Linked DNA regions of Homo sapiens: all the other regions are linked to region 1. A link is a contact called in ENCODE Hi-C or POLR2A ChIA-PET data. All regions are on one chromosome and are shown on one strand. The core of a region is the stretch at or near the end of the contact, and the rest is flanking DNA. Distances in the headings are between cores, read along the strand shown. Region 1 holds the start of TRIM37 (tripartite motif containing 37). Region 2 overlaps VMP1 (vacuole membrane protein 1). Region 3 holds the start of HSF5 (heat shock transcription factor 5). Region 4 holds the start of PTRH2 (peptidyl-tRNA hydrolase 2). Region 5 overlaps TEX14 (testis expressed 14, intercellular bridge forming factor).

Region 1 (3,476 bases), core at 669-3,168:
TGCACCTGTAATCCCAGCTACACAGGAGGCTAAGGCAGAAGAATTGCTTGAACCTAGGAGGCGGAGGTTGCAGTGAGCCAAGAGGGTGCCACTGCACTCTAGCCTGGGTGACAGAGTGAGATTCTGTCTCAAAAAAAAAAAAAAAGAAAAAAGGAAAAAAGGCAGACTATATGACTGAATACACAACATGAACTTTTAACTTTTTCTGCAATTTCCCCAAAAGGTATAAACTGATTTTATAATTTAGAGGAAAAAGAAGTTTAAAAAGACACATCCTAAAGGCAGTGTACTGTGACCCAGAAAAAAATGAATTCAGAATCCAGAAATCTGAATTGCTGCCCTGATGTTACAACAGACTAGCTACTTATTTGAACCTGAGATTCTGCCCCAATTGAAAATGTTGACGGTAGTTCAAAGCGATCTTGGGAACAACAACAACAAAAATATGTAAATACAAGAAACAGTATTATGTTTGCAAGCCTCAATTTAATCAATTTAGGAAGTAACTGAAAAGTTTTTAACAAGAAAAAGGATACAATTAAACGTATACTTATTGTATTGTATACTTTGTTTTTATATTACTGACATTTACTTTCACTCCATTCTAGAATTAAACCCTCCTAAAACCAAGATAAGTTTACAAAACCTTTATAATACTTTATATGAGGAATTAAGGAGAAAATTACTCATTAATCTCATCATGACTCTGTAGGGCCAGAAAGAACCTGGGAGATGCAGATTCTGTAACCTGCAACGGGGTGGACAATAAGACTACTGAATGACTAGTTTCAAGTGGAATATCCATAACATAGTTACCCCTTACTAAAAAGCAAGGATTTCCTATTTCAGTATCTGAAAGGTTCAAAATTTGATAATGATTACACAATTATGTTCAATAAACAATCTTTTAAAATATATTCCTAGCCTTTACTTACATATCCTACATATCCCAACTATTTTAACTCACAGCTTACAAGAATCAGTTATAAAAAGAAGAGTTTGTTCTGGAAACTACACATGAGATAATATATGCTGATTCAATCTAGGAAGGAAGGGCAGAAGCCTGCAAAATGTGCCACTGAGAGGGAAAGATGACTATCCATTTGGAAGGAGATTTAGATCAGCTCAAGAACTCGCAAGGACTGGTGGCGAGTGGCAGGGTACATCCATCTGATGAATCTGCAGTTTTGGTCGGAAAAGGATGCTGTTTGCAAACACCCGGTGGGGATGAGTACCTGTGCCAAGACATCCTTGAAAACTCCAGGATACGCACCACCTGACTGCGGAACAGTGAGCACAAGACACCCGGAGCGCTGCAGAATGGGCACGGCATCCTTGGTACCGGGCCAGCCCTCTCCACAGCGGCAGGGGCGGGGTAGGGGTGCCCTACTGGAGGGAGGACATGGGCACGACTCCCCGAATAAAAACCGCTCATCGGGTGGGGGCGGGGACTAACCACCACCCTCACAACCCCCTCACCTCCACGCTCTGTTCATCCATTGCCTCCGGCTCTCGGCGGGGCCGCTGGCGACCCGCAGGCTCCGCAGTCTGACCTCTTAGGCGCCGGCCCGAGGTCGCCAGATCAAATCGCCGATAAAAGCCCGGCGCCCACGTCAGGGGGCTCTGACAACCGCCCCACCTGCGCGCCCCATCTCTTCAGGTCCAGCGCCGCCTACCCCCATTTCGCCATTTTTACCGGCGCGCCCGCCCCGAGGCGCAGAAGTAGGGCGAACGGTGGCCGCAGCTCCTTTCTCCCGGCTCAGCCGCCGGCCAGCAGCCGCGCCGGAACCTCGGCCCACGTGACGCGGGCGCGCGCCTATGGAACTGACGGTGGAGTTCAGCGAAGAAGGTGCCGCAGAGAATTCGCAAACACCAACCGTAACCAGAGCAGCTGGGGGCGCGGCGGCGAGAGAAGCTGCGAAGCGCATGCGCGCAGGACGCTGTGGGAGGGGAAAGGAGGGGAGGAGCGTGGAGCGATCGCCTAGTTCCCGCGTTGCGGGGCGCATACGAGACTTGGCGACTCGCTGCCTCAGGGTTGCGTGCCTCCGGCCCTAGCCTGCGCAGGCGGCCTGAGCTTGGGGCTCTGCTACGCCACCCACGCCCACCTTGGCGGAGGGCGGGGCCCCACGGCTCTCAAACTTGCGCGCCAAAGACGGAGCCACCTGGCGTACTGGTGGAAAGCGCAGACTTCAGAGCCACACCCGTAGTTAAGTATTCGGACTCTGAGATTCCAGGGTGGGGCCCAGGCCATCCGCGTTTTCACCCAGCATCGTGTGATTCGGCAGCAGGTGGTCTGTGGCCCGCACTTTGAGAAACCCTGGTGCAGAAGGTTCATGGTTAGTGGTTCTCTCTGGAAGGAACAGTCTAAGGTTTGTAGGACTTGCGTTCCACCTACCAAAGCTAATCGAGTTAGAAGGCTCCAAACTGAGGTGTCATTTCTCATTACGGTGGTGAGAGGACGGGACCACACACTGTGAAGTCTTCGTTCCCACATCCCACACTTCATTCTTGCCGCCTAAGTTGTCGCCGTGGGACTATTGAAAGGGTATCAGCGATATTCATCTTTCCTATAAATGGGATCTGCTTTCTACAGTTTCCTGCCAGATGTGTAAAGATTGCAAGAATTGAAGGTTTGTGAGACAAAGAGGGCATATCAAATTCGTAATTTGAATTTAATTTTTCCTGTATTTATTGCAAACAACTAATTATACTTAACCGACCTAGAGTGCACATGTAGAGAATCACTAATAATCTAGAAATAAGTTCTTGAATATCAGGCATTTAGGCTTATAGGTGGTGGGTAGCAACAATTTTTTTTAACTACTTGGGTCATGAACAAGATATAATTTAGAAAGATTAATCTGAGACTGAAAAATTCTTTCAGTAAGAATTATTTGTGGTCTTTGACCTACATGGAGCTATTTTTACGAAAATGGCCTCAGTTGTACATTTTTAAATGGTTGATGGTTAATATTATGAGAATTTTACTTAAAAGAATTATTTATAGAATGCAGTGCTAGGCCTGGCGTGGTGGCTCACACCTGTAATCCCAGCACTTTGGGAGGCCGAGGCTGGCGAATCACCTGAGGTCGGGAGTTCGAGACCAGCCTGACCAACATGGAGAAACCCCGTCTCTACTAAAAATACAAAATTAGCCGGGCGTGGTGGCGCATGCCTGTAATCCCAGCTACTGGGGAGGCTGAGGCAGAAGAATCGCTCGAACCCAGGAGGCGGAGGTTGCGGTGAGCCGAGATCGCGCCATTGCACTCCAACCTGGGCAACAAGAGTGAAACTCCGTCTCAAAAAAAAAAAAAAAAAAAATGCAATGCTGTACTTGGGATTCAGAGTAATGAGAAGTGGCCCTTGCTCTCAAGGAGCAGTACAGAAGACAAATAAGACAAATTGCAATACTTACATGATAAATAGTTAAGATTCTTGTATGTTTGCCGAAGAACCTAAGAATGTCGAAGGACTTA
Region 2 (3,476 bases), core at 434-2,933, 720 kb after region 1:
CCCCCAGCTAATTTTTGTATTTTTACTAGAGTCGGGGTTTCACCATATTGGCCAGGCTGGTCTCAAACTCCTGACCTCAGGAGGCCTCGGCCTCCCAAAGTGCTGGGATTACAGGCATGAGCCGCTGTGCTGGCCTGATTTTTAAGTTTTAGAACTCAGTGAGTCTTCAAACCAGTGCAGATCTGTCACTATAAAAAGCTGCCACCAGGCCCACTCACACCTGTAATCTTAGAACTTTGGGAGGCTGAGGCGGGATTGCTTGAGCCCAGAAGTTTGAGACCAGCCTGGACAACATGGTGAGACCCCATCTCTTGAAAAAAATTTAAAAATTAGCTACTGTGGCCCCAGCTACTCGGAAGGTTGAGGCAGGAAGATTGCTTGAGCCCGGGAGGTCAAGGCTGCAGTGAGTCGTGTTTGTGCCATTGCACTCTTGAGTGGGCAACAGAGCAAGATCCTGTTCCCAAAAAAAAGCTGCCACTGGGGCCAGGTGCAGTGCCACTCGCCTGTAGTTCCAGCTACTTGGGAGGCTGAGGCAAGAGACACAACCTCTTTAAAAAAAAAAAAAAAAGCTGCCACCAGTCTGTCATTTTCTATAAATGCAATCAGTTGATTTTTAACAGAGTTTTGTTTTGGCAACCAATCAGTTTTACCTAGTCCTTATAGACCACTCCTTTAGCTCTGGCCACATTCATCAGCACAAATGCCTGCTTTTCTCCTGCTGCTCAAGTCTGCCTTCTGAAATGAGGTTTTGTTCTCTAGAGCTTCTCTTTAATGTTAGCTTATTTCAAAGAGTAGCTGCTAATGATAAGGAAGTCTAACCTCCAATCTGATTCTTACAGAAAATAATGCTAAATCTCCAAAAGCTAGGGCAATTGCAGATTATTTTGTGATAAAATATGCTGTAAGGCAGTAGAAACAATGTACCTGATAAAATACACCTGGAGAAAGCATGGTCTTCCTTCTACACAGCCAGAAAGAAACCCATGGTGTCATGTGTTCATAATACCACTCTGCGTACAATGGACTAACTTAAGTACAAAAGAAGTTTTAATCATTTGAAAGGGCACAGATGTGAATGAAATTCAAGATGTTTTAATCCCAGATCCTGGGGTCAAATCACAACGAATTTTAGAAGGTGCCAGGGACTGTCAGTCCAAACTTGTATATATGAGAAAGCCCTAGATTTTCTAGTATAGTGTGTGATTTTCATCCTGAATTTATTTTATGTTGGGGTGCCATTCCAAGATCCTGGATGTAAAGAAACATGATTAGGGGGCTACCACATTTCAGATCCAAAGCAAGTAGAATACATCAGTTACCAGTTTTTTCTTATAGTATCAGCTTCAAAGATTCATATACTGAGCCAGGCACAGAGGCTTATGCCTGTAATCCCAGCATTTTGGGAGGTCAAGGCAGGCGGATCACTTAAGGTCAGGAGTTTGAGACCAGCCTGACCAACATGGTGAAACCCTGTCTCTACTAAAAATACAAAAACTAGCAGGGTGTAGTGGTGCCTACCTGTAATCCCAGCTACTCAGGGGGTTGAGGCAGGAGAATCGCTTGAAGCCGGGAGGTGAAGGTTGCAGTGAGCCGAGATTGCGCCACTGCACTCCATCGTGGGTGATAGAGCCAGACTCCGTCTCCAAAAACAAAACAAAACAAAACAAAAAGATTCATGTGTTCTATTCAGTTAAATGGTAAAGATAATAACACTTTCATTCCAGTCACACAGGATAACTAGATCCTTTTTTACTAGGTTAAATATGTGTTTATTTTCAGTTAGCACCTGTTCATTTACTTATTCTGGATTAATAAAGGGCTGAAAGGCTGTAGATATTAATGAGTCAGCATGATGGCCTTTGGCTTCTTCAGAAAGATTGCATGATAAACTCCCCCACCCTTTTCCGAGCAGTCTACCTTACTAGGAAAGGCAGTTTCATGTGGAGGGCAATCTGTCATTTTTGAATAAGGGCAAGAGTCTGAGGTCCATTCTGAGTCACTATGAATAGAGCTCTAGTATTGGTTGGTCCCCAGGGAAACTGGTGGTTAAATACTGTGAGAATCTTTATCAGACAGGAAATGACAACTCATTAAAATACTAGCCGTTAAGCCTGTTTAGATCACTGCCTAGGGGGTAGGAAGGAAAATTTAACTCTATAATGTTTGACTAAAATGTGCACATTTCTGAAGATGGAGAATTATTTACAAGACTGTTACCGAGAAAGGGAATTGCTAGGCTGTCTTGTTGCTGATCTTCTCCCACACCCTCTTTTCCTCTTTTGTACATATAACAGATCAGCTTGTAATGGGAGTAGGATAGGGAAGGGCTTTAATTTCATTCCTGAAAGTGTATCCTACTATTGCCTTAAATGTAAAATTCAGTCTCTTCAGCAGAAGAGGCGGTTGTTGGCTTCAGTTAGAACAGGATCATTTTCTATATAGGAGTCTACTCCTGTGCTCCTGGGCCAAATCTCAATTGATAGAACTCTCTGGGGTCAGAGGATAAATTTGATGTATTGATTTACATACAGTGGTCCTCATTCAATCAAGAAAATTCTAAAGATCCTGATATTCATTTAGAACATAATTAAATTTTATAACTCTGGGCACAGGTTTTCAGTCTCCTGAAGTTGGGCTATCCAGATTTGGTGGGGGCGGGGACAGGGGCTAGCTCTGTTGCCCAGGCTGGAGCAACATCTGCCTCCCAGGCCCAAGTGATCCTCCCACCTCCTGTCGCATGCCAGCATGCTCAGCCAATTTTTAAATTTTTTGTAGAGAGGAGGTCTCACTATATTGCCCAGGCTGGTCTTGAACTCATAGGCTCAAGTGATCCTCCCACCTTGGCCTCCCAAAGTGCTGGGATTACAGTGAGCCACCAAGCTGAGCACTCTTTTCTTTTTATAAGTACCCTGACCTGAATCTTCTCCTGAAAAATTTTTTTTTTCATTTATAAGCTTTCAGGGATCTGACTTATGACACCCTGAGATTCTTTAGACTTTGTGATTAATCATCAGAGGGAATACTAACCCAGCACAAACAATGAAATAAAGGTAAAAAACTGTTGTGCCCAGACTTTTTTCTAAGACAAAAGGCTTATTACTCTTTGTAAAGAGGCTATCGCCTCCTTACTAGAATTTATGTCAGAATGTTTTTCAGGAGGGTAAATATAACCTATATGCTCACATTAATGCTGAGATCCTCAAAAAAGTATTTGAGAAAGGAGCAGAGCCTATATTAAATAAAAAATTTACTTTATTAATGCTGGTAAAATATTCTTAGGCTTAGAGACTTCAACTGCTTAGACTTTAAGTATACACTCTGTAAATAGGGCTAAACAAGGTGAATCAATCTTTTTTGTTGGTGTTTTAAGAAACAGGTTCTCCCTCTGTAGCCCAGGCTGGAGTGTAGTGGTGTGATTTTAGATCACTACAGCCTCAACCTCCTAGGAGGGCTCAAGCAGTCCTCCCCACTCAGCC
Region 3 (3,476 bases), core at 633-3,132, 620 kb before region 1:
CTTTTTTAACTAAAACTTGACAGCTGTAAAGAAAACCATCTTTGCCTTATGTTTGTCTAATCATACCCCTTTAAGGAAGCATCAAGCTCTAATTTGCTTCAATGAAAGAAATGTGTAGCCAATTCATTCTACATAGGAACTATATCTTGTAAGCCACGATGTATCGTTGTATTTTTGCTCTTAAGGTATATAAACAACGTCTACCATTCTACACATTAACCAGAACCTTAAATCTGATGATTGTCGTAGCACTTCTAAGATTTCTTAGATGTGCCAATAGGTGGAAGGTGGCAGCCCTCTTCAAGGACAAATTTCCACTGCAGGCACCTTTTCCAAAACTTTCCCTTGCCTGCTATTGTAATGTTCTAAGTTCTCTCTTTTTTTTTTTTTTTTTTTTTTTGAGACCGAGTCTCGCTCTGTTGCTCAGACTGGAGTGCAGTGGCACTATCTCGGCTTACTGCAACCTCTGCCTCCTGGGTTCAAGCGATTCTCCTGCCTCAGTCTCCTAAGTAGCTGGGATTACAGGCGTGCACCACCATGCCTGGCTAATTTTTGTATTTTTAGTAGAGACGAGGTTTCACCCTGTTGGTTAGGCCGGTCTCAAACTCCTAACCTCGTGATGCACCCGCCTCGGCCTCCCAAAGTGCTGGGATTACAGGCGTGAGCCACCACGCCCAACCGTAATGTTCTAAATTCTCTTGACTACGATTTTGTTCCATCCCGCCTTAACCCGTAGGGTGACTCCACTCTGCTTCCCACGGGAGCAAAGGAGCCCCTTTTGTTTCTTCCAGACCCAATGTTTCAACGAAGGACTACTGAGTCCACATGTTTACAGTGGACAGTGTGGGTCTCAGGAAGGTAAACGGAGGCTTACAACCAGGTAAACTCCTGGGGTTCAAACCGGGGACGAGTAGAAGGGAGCCTAAGAGGCGGAGGTCCCTTTTGCTGCCAGTGGGCTCAGAAGGGGCCGAATGCTTACGGACCCTCCAGGGGAGGGCCGGTGGCCACCGTGCTGGTGCCGCTGAGAACGGCGGCGGTGGCGGGACCGCCAGTCTCGGGAAGCACAGCGGCCAATGGGTCCCCGGCGCCTTTCCGACGCCCATAGCGTGAGGACGTGCGAAAATGCGCCCTCCAGCGGCGGTTGCTCCCCGCCGCCCATGTGCCCACTGTGGGCGAGGGCACGGGCAGTCCGGACTCACCGTGCGGCTCGGGCCGGGGCCCCGCGGGCGGCGGCGGCTGCTGGTGCTGCAGTGGCGCGGTGGCGGCGGAGGCCGAGGTGATGAGCAGCCGCTGGAAGCGGTTGGGCGGGCGGCAGGGCACCTCCAGGCCGGCCGCCAGCTTGGCCTTGTTGGCGCTGGTGAGGCGCTTGAGGTGCACGAGCAGCTGTGGCTGGTCGCGGCGGAAGTGCGGGTTGTGGAAGTGATGGAGCGGCCCATTGCCTGCCGGTTTGCCGCCCCCCGGCCCGCCCAGCACCACCTTGCGGAAGCCGTAGAGGTTGAGCTGGCGGATGAAGCTGGTGAAGCTGGTGGTTTTGAAGAGCTCGGGCTCGGCCCCGGCCCCCGCAGTCCCGCCACCGCCCCCCGGCCCGGGCGGGCTGAGCAGCTCGGCCTCGAAGAGCGGCTGATCGATAAGCAGCCCCTCGCCGCGGCCGTCCCAGCGGATGGAGCGGTAGCGCGGGCTGTTCACCAGGCGCCACAGCTTGGCGGGGAAGTTGTTGGGGTTGATGGGGGTGGAGAGCAGCGCCTCCATCGCCCCGCCGGGCCGGGGCCTCGCCCCCCGAGCCTAGCTCTCCCACACCGTTCTCGATCCCTCCCCGGCCTTCGCCTCGCCCTGCCCGCTCCTGCCGGCGCCCATCCGCCGCGTACCAGGGACCGTTGGCGCACGAGGCCCCGCGGCGCCTCCCAGCGCGGCCAATGGGGCCTCGAGTTCCCGCCACGCGGCGTGGGCACCTCCCCCTCGGCGGCCGCGTGCCCCAGCTCGGCCCGCCGGACGCCTGCGGGACCCGGGCAGGAGCCCCTTCCCCAGGCGTTCCCAGACTTCAGGCCGGGAAGGCTGTCTGCCGGGGTGTTCTAAGTCCTGACAAGAGAGAAGCCCAGTTATCCACCGTGGAATACCAAGAGGCGTGTGTTTCGGCCCAGCCAACTAGTGGAGACTTGGAATGCAGAGAAAGTGTGCGTTAGGCAGCAGAGTTGGTCGTTCTGGGGACCAAAGGGTCTGGTCTGTAATCTTTGCTAACAGTGGAACTGCTTACCTCTCAAACAAAAATGATGCTACTGGAGGTATAATATCTTGAGTAAACGAACTCACCTTTTAGATAGTAGCCCTTTGTATCTTTTAAGATACACTCTTTTAAGTCAGTATTTGTTCAAGACAATTTACTCAAGGTTAGATGAAAACTGAGGTCCCTAGGAGGAGGGAATCACAAGAATCTAAGTACTATCTTGTGTGCCTGCCCAACTAGCTGGTGGCATTTTAGACATTAAAGAGAAATAAAGATGGGACAGAATTCTACGGTATCCATAAGAATCGATCCCTAGCCAATCAATAAATAAGAATGTAACAAGAGCTGTGCTGATTCAAAAAGAGAGGTTCATTTGAAAACGGAAATTGGCCGGGCGCAGTGGCTCATGTCTGTAATCCTAACACTTCGGGAGGCCGAGCTGGGTGGACTGCTTGAACCCAGGAGTTCGAGACCAGCCTGGCCAACATGGTCAAACCCTGTCTCTACTAAAAATACAAAAATTAGCCAGCGTGGTAGCATACCTGTAGTCCCAACTGTTCAGGAGGCTGAGGCAGGAGAATCGCTTGAACCCAGAAGGCGGAGGTTGCAGTGAGCCGAGATCGCACCACTGCACTCCAGCCTGGGGAACAGAGGGAGACTCCATCTCAAAATAAATAAATTGGAAATTGCTGGGAGAAAGGGGTACAATGTTCTACTCTTCTCATGGTCAAAGAATAAGTGAATATTAAGTTTTTTTAGAAATGAAAATAAAACGACCCAACAAAGCAGCACTAATATAGAGATTTTATTTAAACTGTATTGAATTTTTACAGCACATTGCATGTTTGTCACAACGCAACTGCACAGTTTGGATTTTTGGCCACATCATGTCACTTACACCCACAACAGCTCTGAAAGGAGTATTTGATGAACACATCTGAGCCAAGAGCCCAGAGTCTCTCTCCAAGGCCATGCAGTTTGTTCACTGATGGGACAGTCCCTCAAAACAGCCACGCTAAGTAGACAGATACAGTCTCCCCAAATGTTACCAATCTTACTCCCCTTGAAAACAGGCAGAGTGAAGTGCAATGAAAGACAAGTTAATTAAAAAGCCACTCACAACTGGCAGTAAATTTTAATGATTGATAAAATGCTTAAAATAATTTTATGTATCAGAAACAAGGAACAGCTTGTTACTTTTTCAATGATCTCAGGAATTTTGCAGACACAAAATCTCCATTATTCAGCTCCATTT
Region 4 (3,476 bases), core at 263-2,762, 600 kb after region 1:
AAAAAAACCCAATAAGATCAAAAACAGGACAGTGAAAGTTCCAAAAGTTACCAAGTTTATTTATTATGTCCCATATCTCAATGGAGTGTCTAATCATAAAAATGCTAAAATTAACACATATTTTTGTTCTTTAGGATGTTCTAATCTCATATTAATCTGATCAGATTATCATCTAACTCCTCTAAAACAACATGTCTGTCTCTTTTTCTGTACACTTACGACAAGCGTATCAATAAGCCTAGTGCCTAAGACTAAGGTAAAACAAATAACCATTCTTTGTCTCATAAATAATTCTGGGCAATGACAGCAGAACAAAATAAGTACATCCTATAAAATCTTCTTCTTGGTGCCTTCTAATTCCCCTGCCTCAGTAAACCCATTTCAGTAGTGCTCTTGATCCCATTACCTCCTTCTGCACCATGCTCCACCCGTTAATCTTTTTTTAAGAGACAGGGTCTCACTATGTGGCCCCCTATGTGGCCCAGGCTGTTCTCAAACTCCTGGGCTCAAGCAATCCTCCTGTCTCAGCCTCCCAAAGTGTTGGATTACAGGCTGAGCCACCGCGCCGGGTCTGCAGTTTACAACCGAAAAAAACAAACAAACCTTTCCCAAATCTTCTCTGACCCTTAAGCCACTGCCCCACTTTCCCTGTATAACATATTCCCAGAGTCTAGTATGGTGCCTGGGGTATGTCAGTAAGGATTAATACCTCTCTAGTTAATCTCTTTGTGTGAAAAAGGGGGGAAATTTTTTCTTTCTTTTTTTTTTTTTTCTGAGACGAAGTCTCACTCTGTCGCCCAGGCTGGAGAGCAATGGAGCGATATCGGCTCACTGCAACCTCCGCCTCCCGAGTTCAAGTCATTCTCCTGCCTCAGCCTCCCGAGTAGCTGGGATTACAGGCACGCGCCACCACGCCGGCTAATTTTTGTATTTTTAGTATAGATGGGTTTTCGCCATGTTGGCCAGGATGGTCTCGAACTTCTGACCTCAGGTGATCCGCCCACATCAGCCTCCCAAAGTGCTGGGATTACAGGCGTCAGCCACCGCGCCCGGCCCCAAATTTTCGACTATATTCTTAGAAACCAATTCTTTCCACGCAGAGCTCGACAGCTCGAAACGCTGGGGATATTCATAAGTGCCCAGCTGAGGGTATGAGGCCTGCTCGCTATTTTATCAATTTCGGAGAGAGCGCATCGATACTGCCTGCCTGGAGGCTTTGCTGGGAACTAGAAATTCTGAGTCTTCCCCTCCCCAGCAGCCTGTTCCTTTCCTCCAAAGGACGGTTCGCAGAACAGGAACAGAGGGCTCAGCGGCCCCTGGGCGGAAGACAGTTTATAAAGGAGAAAATGAAGAAGGTGGGTAATGCAACGAGGTGAAAAGAAACGTTCCTACTGGCGAGAAAATGAATAATGATATTGGTCTCCTTCGCCCTGTAAGGAGCCAACCAACCTACCTACAGTACCTCCTTTCCTCACTCGCGCCTTCCCTTCTTCTGGGCAGCGAACACGTTTCTATCGCGTGAGCTACCTCTTCCGGGGTTCCTGGGTGACAAGTTCCGGATCAAGAATCACAAAGCGAGCAGTCATTCTTCCTCTTGCCACACCCACAGGGCCCGCACTAAGAGCCTAACTGAAATCCCGCGAGGATCAACCGAGCTCGCCGAAAGGAGGGAGGAACGTATCCCTTCTGGAGGCTGTCTCAGGGGGCAGAGGGACCGGACCGGAAGTGACGTGAGCGGGTTCCGGTTGTCTGGAGCCCAGCGGCGGGTGTGAGAGTCCGTAAGGAGCAGCTTCCAGGATCCTGAGATCCGGAGCAGCCGGGGTCGGAGCGGGTAGGTAAACTAACTCAGGGAATTGGGGACCGAAGCCTGAGGCTGTCCTCAGAGCTTGGCGTCTTCCGGAGCTCTCCCACTTAGGCATTGCGGATCTGGGGCACTGTGATTCCGACTTCCAGCAGTGTTTTAGGACGCTGCTGACTGGATGTCTCACCCTGGATGTCTCACGCTGGCGGTAGCCAGGTTATTTGGGACACCTTCTCATGGTTGGTCACCCGGACATTGAACCCAGACACCGGGCTGTTCGTTCTCCTCTCCGCGTACTTGGAAGCCTTGCTAGGCTTCTTTAGAGAACCTCTTAGTCCCGGGATGTCCAGGACCTTGGAGTAAGTGGAGAAGGTCTTCCCTGCTGATGACTGAGCTATTTCTCAGGATCTGTCAGTTTGGTTTTTGCTCTCCCGAACCTCTGGCGCATGATGCTAGATGTATTCGCTCCTAAACGAAATCCAGGCGTGCAAGTGCCATCTAAAGCTCTGGTGGTACAGGGTAGCCAAGGGAATGGGCCTTCGCTCCGCAGAGCCCTTGGAGAGGAACTTCTCAGATTTTTCACTGCTTTAATGAAAAAGAGTTGTCTGCCTTTCCAAACCCCTGAACCCCGACCTCTATATCTTATTACAGTGGAGGTATTTGCAGTAAAACGTGAAGGTCGACTTAATCTCTAAAATTCCAGAAACCATATGTGGCCCTGTGTCACACTGCTAGATTACTTATGACCTCCAGAAGATTTTACACAATCATCTTTTATTTACCTGCAACTCCATGTAAAAATCTAATAATACACGTAGACTGGCCACTGTTGATGTGTTTTGGCAGCATCGCTCCTTATCCTAATGTTAACGTCTTTCATTTCTACTTTGGGGCTTGTCAGAGATTTTTGTGGACAGATTACATTGATCATTTGAAGAAGCTTGTACAAGTGTTTCTGGTGTTGTCATGATAGAATTTAATATTCCAGTTGCTACTACCTAGTAATTGTATTGTCATTAGCTCTGATTTTAGTTGTGTATTCTTAGCATAGATGATGAAAGGAAGAAACTTACTTACTAGGCATCATTGTATGCATTGTAGCTTATGTTTTTACTGTGGAAGAGGGATGGTGGTACCTAGACAAATGTGACTGATTTGTGTAGGTATGAAGTGACTCTCTCGAGTAGAAATTTTATATTTTACTACTTTGCCTACATTATCTTAAGGCACTGAAGGTTACTTTTTTCCTTTGAGGGATATATCCTACTTGATTACAATTGATTAATACAGTTTAATTTCTATGAGTCACATTCCAGAAGAAAATATACATAGAACCATGATGCCTTTTACCAGTTTACCTATAGCTAGTTAAATCAGTTTGTCAGTTTACATATTTTTCTTATTTTGAGTTTGAAAATTTGTTCACGCTTGGCTTTGAAACAAGGTGACAAAATTTGAGATATGGAATTATGATAGATGTATCATTAGTTTAACATTCGGTAAATTTGCTTCTTGATTATATAACTGCCAAATCTGATCTTATCTTCTTTATGTTCAATTGAAGGACTGATTATCCAGTTTTTCTCACTTTTCCAACTTCTCGCTTTTGGCTTGAATCACCACTTTTTAGGATTTTGGTAACTATTAAACTTTAAATCAGAAGACCTGGATTGAA
Region 5 (3,476 bases), core at 315-2,814, 530 kb before region 1:
TGAGTGAAAGTGATGAGTCACTTCTGGGCAGAAACTTTAACAGCCAGTACACAACTCACCGTGTTCCATTTTTCCTGCCTTAGCAATCAAGGAAGCACAAAAATGGGGCCTCCCTCAGCCTAAGTCTGATAGAAGGCAATATAGCACAGAACATTCCTGGCCAACCCATGAGCCATGGACATGAAGCAGGAGCAAAGAAGAAACTTGTTGTTTTAAACCACTAAAATTTGGGAGTTGTTTACTATATATAGCATAATCTAGTCTATCCTGACTGACTAGCTGAGTGACCTTAGAAAAAAATATTTAAACTCTCTGAACTTTGCTTTCTTTACTGGCAAATGGAGGCAATGGTATGTGCCTCACAGGGTTGTTATGTGGATTAAATCAGACAATGAAACAGAGTGCCTGGCATATGCTAGATATTTAGGAAATACTAGCTACAATAATTATAATTAAGGAAACTGAGGCCCAGAGAGAATAAAATAAATTGAATGTTATTGTGCCAGATACGTTATAACAATTATGAATTTTTTAAACTTTTCTTTTGAGATAATTGTAGATTCACATGCAATTGTAAGAAATACACTTTACTGGCTGAATGCGGTGGCTCACGCCTGTAATCCCAGCACTTTGGGAGGCCGAGGCAGGTGGATCACCTGAGGTCAAGAGTTCGAGATCAACCTGGCCAACATGGTGAAACCCCATCTCTACTAAAAATACAAAATTAGCCAGGTGTGGTGGCACATGCCTATAATTCCGCTACTTGGGAGGCTGGGGCAGGAGAATCACTTGAACCCGGGAGGTGGAGGTTGCAGTGAGCTGAGATCACGCCACTGCAGTGAGCTGAGATCACGCCACTGCAGTGAGCTGAGATCACACAACAAGAGTGAAATTCTATCTCAAGAAAAAGAAAATACACTTTACCCACTTTATCCCAGTGGTAACATCTTGCAAATCTATAGGACAGTATCACAACCAGGATATTGACATTGATACAGTCAAGATACAGAACATTTCTACTACCACAAAGATATTTCTGGTTTACAGCTATGCCTGCTTCCCTCCTTTCCCCACCCCTTCCTTAACCCCTGGCAACCACTCATCTGTTCTTTATTTTTATAATTTTGTCATTTCAAGAATGTTATATTAATGGAATCACACAGTAAATAACTTTTTGGGATTGCTTTTCCTACTCAGCATAATTCTCTGGAAATTTAGCCAAGTTGTTGCATGTATCAATAGTTTATTTCTTTTTACTGCTGAGTAGCAAGCACTCAATGGTATGGATGTACCAAAGTCTGTTTAATCATTTACTTGGTGAAGGACATCCGGGTTTCCAGTTTGGAGGTATTATGGATAAATTTGTTATAAACGTTCCTGTATGTATTTCTGTGTAAATGTAAATTTTCATCTCTCTGGGATAAATGCCCAGGAGTTATATTATTACTTTAAGTTCCTATTGTCAACATTCTCAGTAAGGATTCTTATCCCTGCTTCACAGATGGGAAAATAGAATAGAGGGGTTGAGAACCTTGACAAGGTCACATGAACAGAAAGTCAGAGTCAGATCTAAGTAAAGGTGATGACTCAATCCCTCAAATTCTACTGCACAAGTCCTAACACAGCTAAGCTGCCCAAAGCTAACTTTTATAAGATAGTAGCTAATACATCTGAAGACAAGCAATATATAAACACGGAGCATTATCACCATTTAACATTGCATCTATGAGTTTGAAACTGCATAAGATAATAATAGCCCATACCTTCGTACAGGTTGAAATTGAGACCTGGGCAAAATCTCAGCATTCTTTCCAAGAATTTTTCTCATTTGGAACTTTTCCTCACCTGAAAGAATAAAGTTAAAAATATATATATATATTTTTTTTTACTGAATCTTTGTCAACCCAAATTATTGTCACCATTCCCTAGAATGTCCCTTGGTCTGGTCCAGAATTAGAAATAATCTGGATAAACAAAGTGCTGCCCTAATTGGGTTTGGATTGAGTGCTGTAGAAGAGGTTTTTGCTCTGAAAGTTTATTTTCCTTGCTCAGAGCACAGAACTATATTCTGACACTCAGAATACAATCAAGCTATTTACTGGCCTTTCAGTTATAACCACAGTTATTTCTGAAGACAAATGTTGTTTTGTCTTTTTAAGAAGGCAAACTGACCCGGTTCCTGTCAACAGACGCCAGGGGGCGTTGAAAACAAGAACTGTTTGTTAACTAAACAGCCCCGAACTCTAACTATGCCACTTGGCCATCAAACACTAGGTGTGGGCGTGGGCGTGGGCGTGGGGTCTTGAGTACTGAGGAGCTAATTCAACTGTCTTCTGTTCTTCTTGGCATCAAGTTATCTGAAGTTACTCCTCCCCAGTTCTCAGTAAGATGCTTTGCTCCAGGCAGGCAGGGCCAGTATCCATTTTCCTTCCCACCACTGTACTGTCCTAGTTAATAAAGAAGGGGGCAGATGGAGCATCCAGCCCTGTTTCCAAATGCCTATGACTCCCCCACCCCCATCCCATTCCTTAGGTCCAGGTGGTCTGGTAGACACTAAGAAGGCCCATCAGAACAATGCCACCTTTCACAGCTACCAAGGAGCTCTGAAACCCCACCAGTGGAGAGACATTGGGGGTTCCTCTTCCTCTGACCCTTTTAAAATGATAAATATCCAGAAAGCATAAACTAATTCCTAAGAAGCAACATTTAGAGCTTAGAGACTTTAGAGTCCGACCCTCTCCTTTACTTTATACCAGGGGAAAGTAGGGCCCTGGGGTGAAGTGACTTGCTGAAGGTTATGCAGAAAAAGTCAGTGGCAGAATGGGTCTTGGAACCTAGCATGCTGCATCCTGTACCCCTGTTGTGTCCTCTCATGTGGAAGGGGATATATATCAGAACAGTAGAAGGAAAAGGGGGCAGAGAGGGGCAGAAAGAAGTGAATGGAGTAGAAATCAGAGACTTTTTCACATACTTCATGTGTCTGTATTAAACTAGCTCTGGTTATCTGACCTGTCTGCCCTAAACTTTTCCATCCCACTCAACTCACCTCCACATACAAGTTAAGTGGCCACATACAAGGCAGGTCCAAAAAAGAGGCTCTGCAGGAAGAGGTGGGTGGCCCAAGGCTCTGGAGACTTTTAATACATATTATGCTGAGACTTTAAGTAAAAGTTGATCTAAAAGCTTACAGCTTCTTAAAATGCTCCCAACTCTGGCAGGGGCCTTCACAAGGTTACAGTTGGAAGCTGGAGTATGCAGTGGAAGAAGGGAGTAAGTTCATAACACTACGCTGTTTGGGTTTAGACGGTTGAGACATGACCATGGATAGCTACACAGGTTGGTAGGTGGATAACTCTACTTTTAAAATAGATGAGTACATACCTTAAAAGAACAAGAGTACACAATTTTAAAAATGTAACAAAGCCAACAGTTAACTTATATCTGTCTGGTGCCACATCCCTGGCTACTGATCCAAG

What was found. A loop is a pair of places that touch in the nucleus more often than their neighbours do. ChIA-PET counts read pairs that join two places held with the same protein, here RNA polymerase II (POLR2A). Pooled maps may share reads with other maps.
Region 2: a pooled map shows a loop between it and region 1 (12-fold over the local background). The contact joins the enhancer-like site here to the promoter of TRIM37 in region 1. A Hi-C loop is called at or near these places in 7 of 50 pooled maps. POLR2A ChIA-PET finds 5 or more read pairs at or near these places in 2 of 52 experiments (A673 and PC-9).
Region 3: a pooled map shows a loop between it and region 1 (8-fold over the local background). The contact joins the promoter of HSF5 here to the promoter of TRIM37 in region 1. A Hi-C loop is called at or near these places in 2 of 50 pooled maps. POLR2A ChIA-PET finds 5 or more read pairs at or near these places in 2 of 52 experiments (B cell and activated T-cell).
Region 4: a loop to region 1 is called in a map of CD8-positive, alpha-beta T cell, with 15 times the contacts of the local background. The contact joins the promoter of PTRH2 here to the promoter of TRIM37 in region 1. A Hi-C loop is called at or near these places in 2 of 168 maps with a recorded cell type or tissue (CD8-positive, alpha-beta T cell and naive thymus-derived CD4-positive, alpha-beta T cell), 1 of 37 single-sample maps with no recorded cell type and 13 of 50 pooled maps. POLR2A ChIA-PET finds 5 or more read pairs at or near these places in 1 of 52 experiments (naive thymus-derived CD8-positive, alpha-beta T cell).
Region 5: a pooled map shows a loop between it and region 1 (3-fold over the local background). The contact joins the enhancer-like site here to the promoter of TRIM37 in region 1. A Hi-C loop is called at or near these places in 6 of 50 pooled maps. POLR2A ChIA-PET finds 5 or more read pairs at or near these places in 4 of 52 experiments (H1, HepG2, PC-9 and 1 more).

The regions. Positions count from the first base shown.
Region 1 is chr17:59,104,962-59,108,437 of GRCh38, forward strand. It overlaps TRIM37 (tripartite motif containing 37), which reads right to left and starts at 1,919. Exons shown (of 24, transcript NM_015294.6): 1 at 1,480-1,919. The coding sequence starts at 1,500. LOC124904039 (a long non-coding RNA gene) reads left to right here and starts at 2,135. Exons shown (of 2, transcript XR_007065864.1): 1 at 2,135-2,630. RefSeq lists enhancers at 1,007-1,666, 1,323-1,372, 1,583-1,712, 1,667-2,326, 1,803-1,902 and 2 more and a silencer at 2,033-2,142.
Region 2 is chr17:59,827,473-59,830,948 of GRCh38, forward strand. All of the region lies in intron 10 of VMP1 (vacuole membrane protein 1), which reads left to right. Among named protein-coding and RNA genes, the nearest start is that of MIR21, 12 kb to the right of the region's middle. RefSeq lists an enhancer at 2,307-2,496. Within about 2 kb of position 1,684, at least 23 of the 41 ENCODE cell types and tissues checked have a DNase peak (open chromatin) inside an H3K27ac peak, as active enhancers do; they include A673 and PC-9, where a contact is called at or near this core.
Region 3 is chr17:58,486,526-58,490,001 of GRCh38, forward strand. It overlaps HSF5 (heat shock transcription factor 5), which reads right to left and starts at 1,883. Exons shown (of 6, transcript NM_001080439.3): 1 at 1,200-1,883. The coding sequence starts at 1,749. It overlaps MTMR4 (myotubularin related protein 4), which reads right to left. Exons shown (of 18, transcript NM_001378067.1): 18 at 3,012-3,476. RefSeq lists silencers at 1,165-1,284, 1,545-1,594.
Region 4 is chr17:59,705,918-59,709,393 of GRCh38, forward strand. It overlaps PTRH2 (peptidyl-tRNA hydrolase 2), which reads right to left and starts at 1,513. Exons shown (of 2, transcript NM_016077.5): 1 at 1,454-1,513. VMP1 (vacuole membrane protein 1) reads left to right here and starts at 1,737. Exons shown (of 12, transcript NM_030938.5): 1 at 1,737-1,831. RefSeq lists enhancers at 1,327-1,982, 1,783-1,842.
Region 5 is chr17:58,575,612-58,579,087 of GRCh38, forward strand. It overlaps TEX14 (testis expressed 14, intercellular bridge forming factor), which reads right to left. Exons shown (of 32, transcript NM_031272.5): 21 at 1,764-1,845. LOC107985048 (a long non-coding RNA gene) reads left to right here. Exons shown (of 3, transcript XR_001752952.2): 3 at 3,219-3,476. Among named protein-coding and RNA genes, the nearest start is that of SEPTIN4, 33 kb to the left of the region's middle. Within about 2 kb of position 1,565, at least 3 of the 41 ENCODE cell types and tissues checked have a DNase peak (open chromatin) inside an H3K27ac peak, as active enhancers do.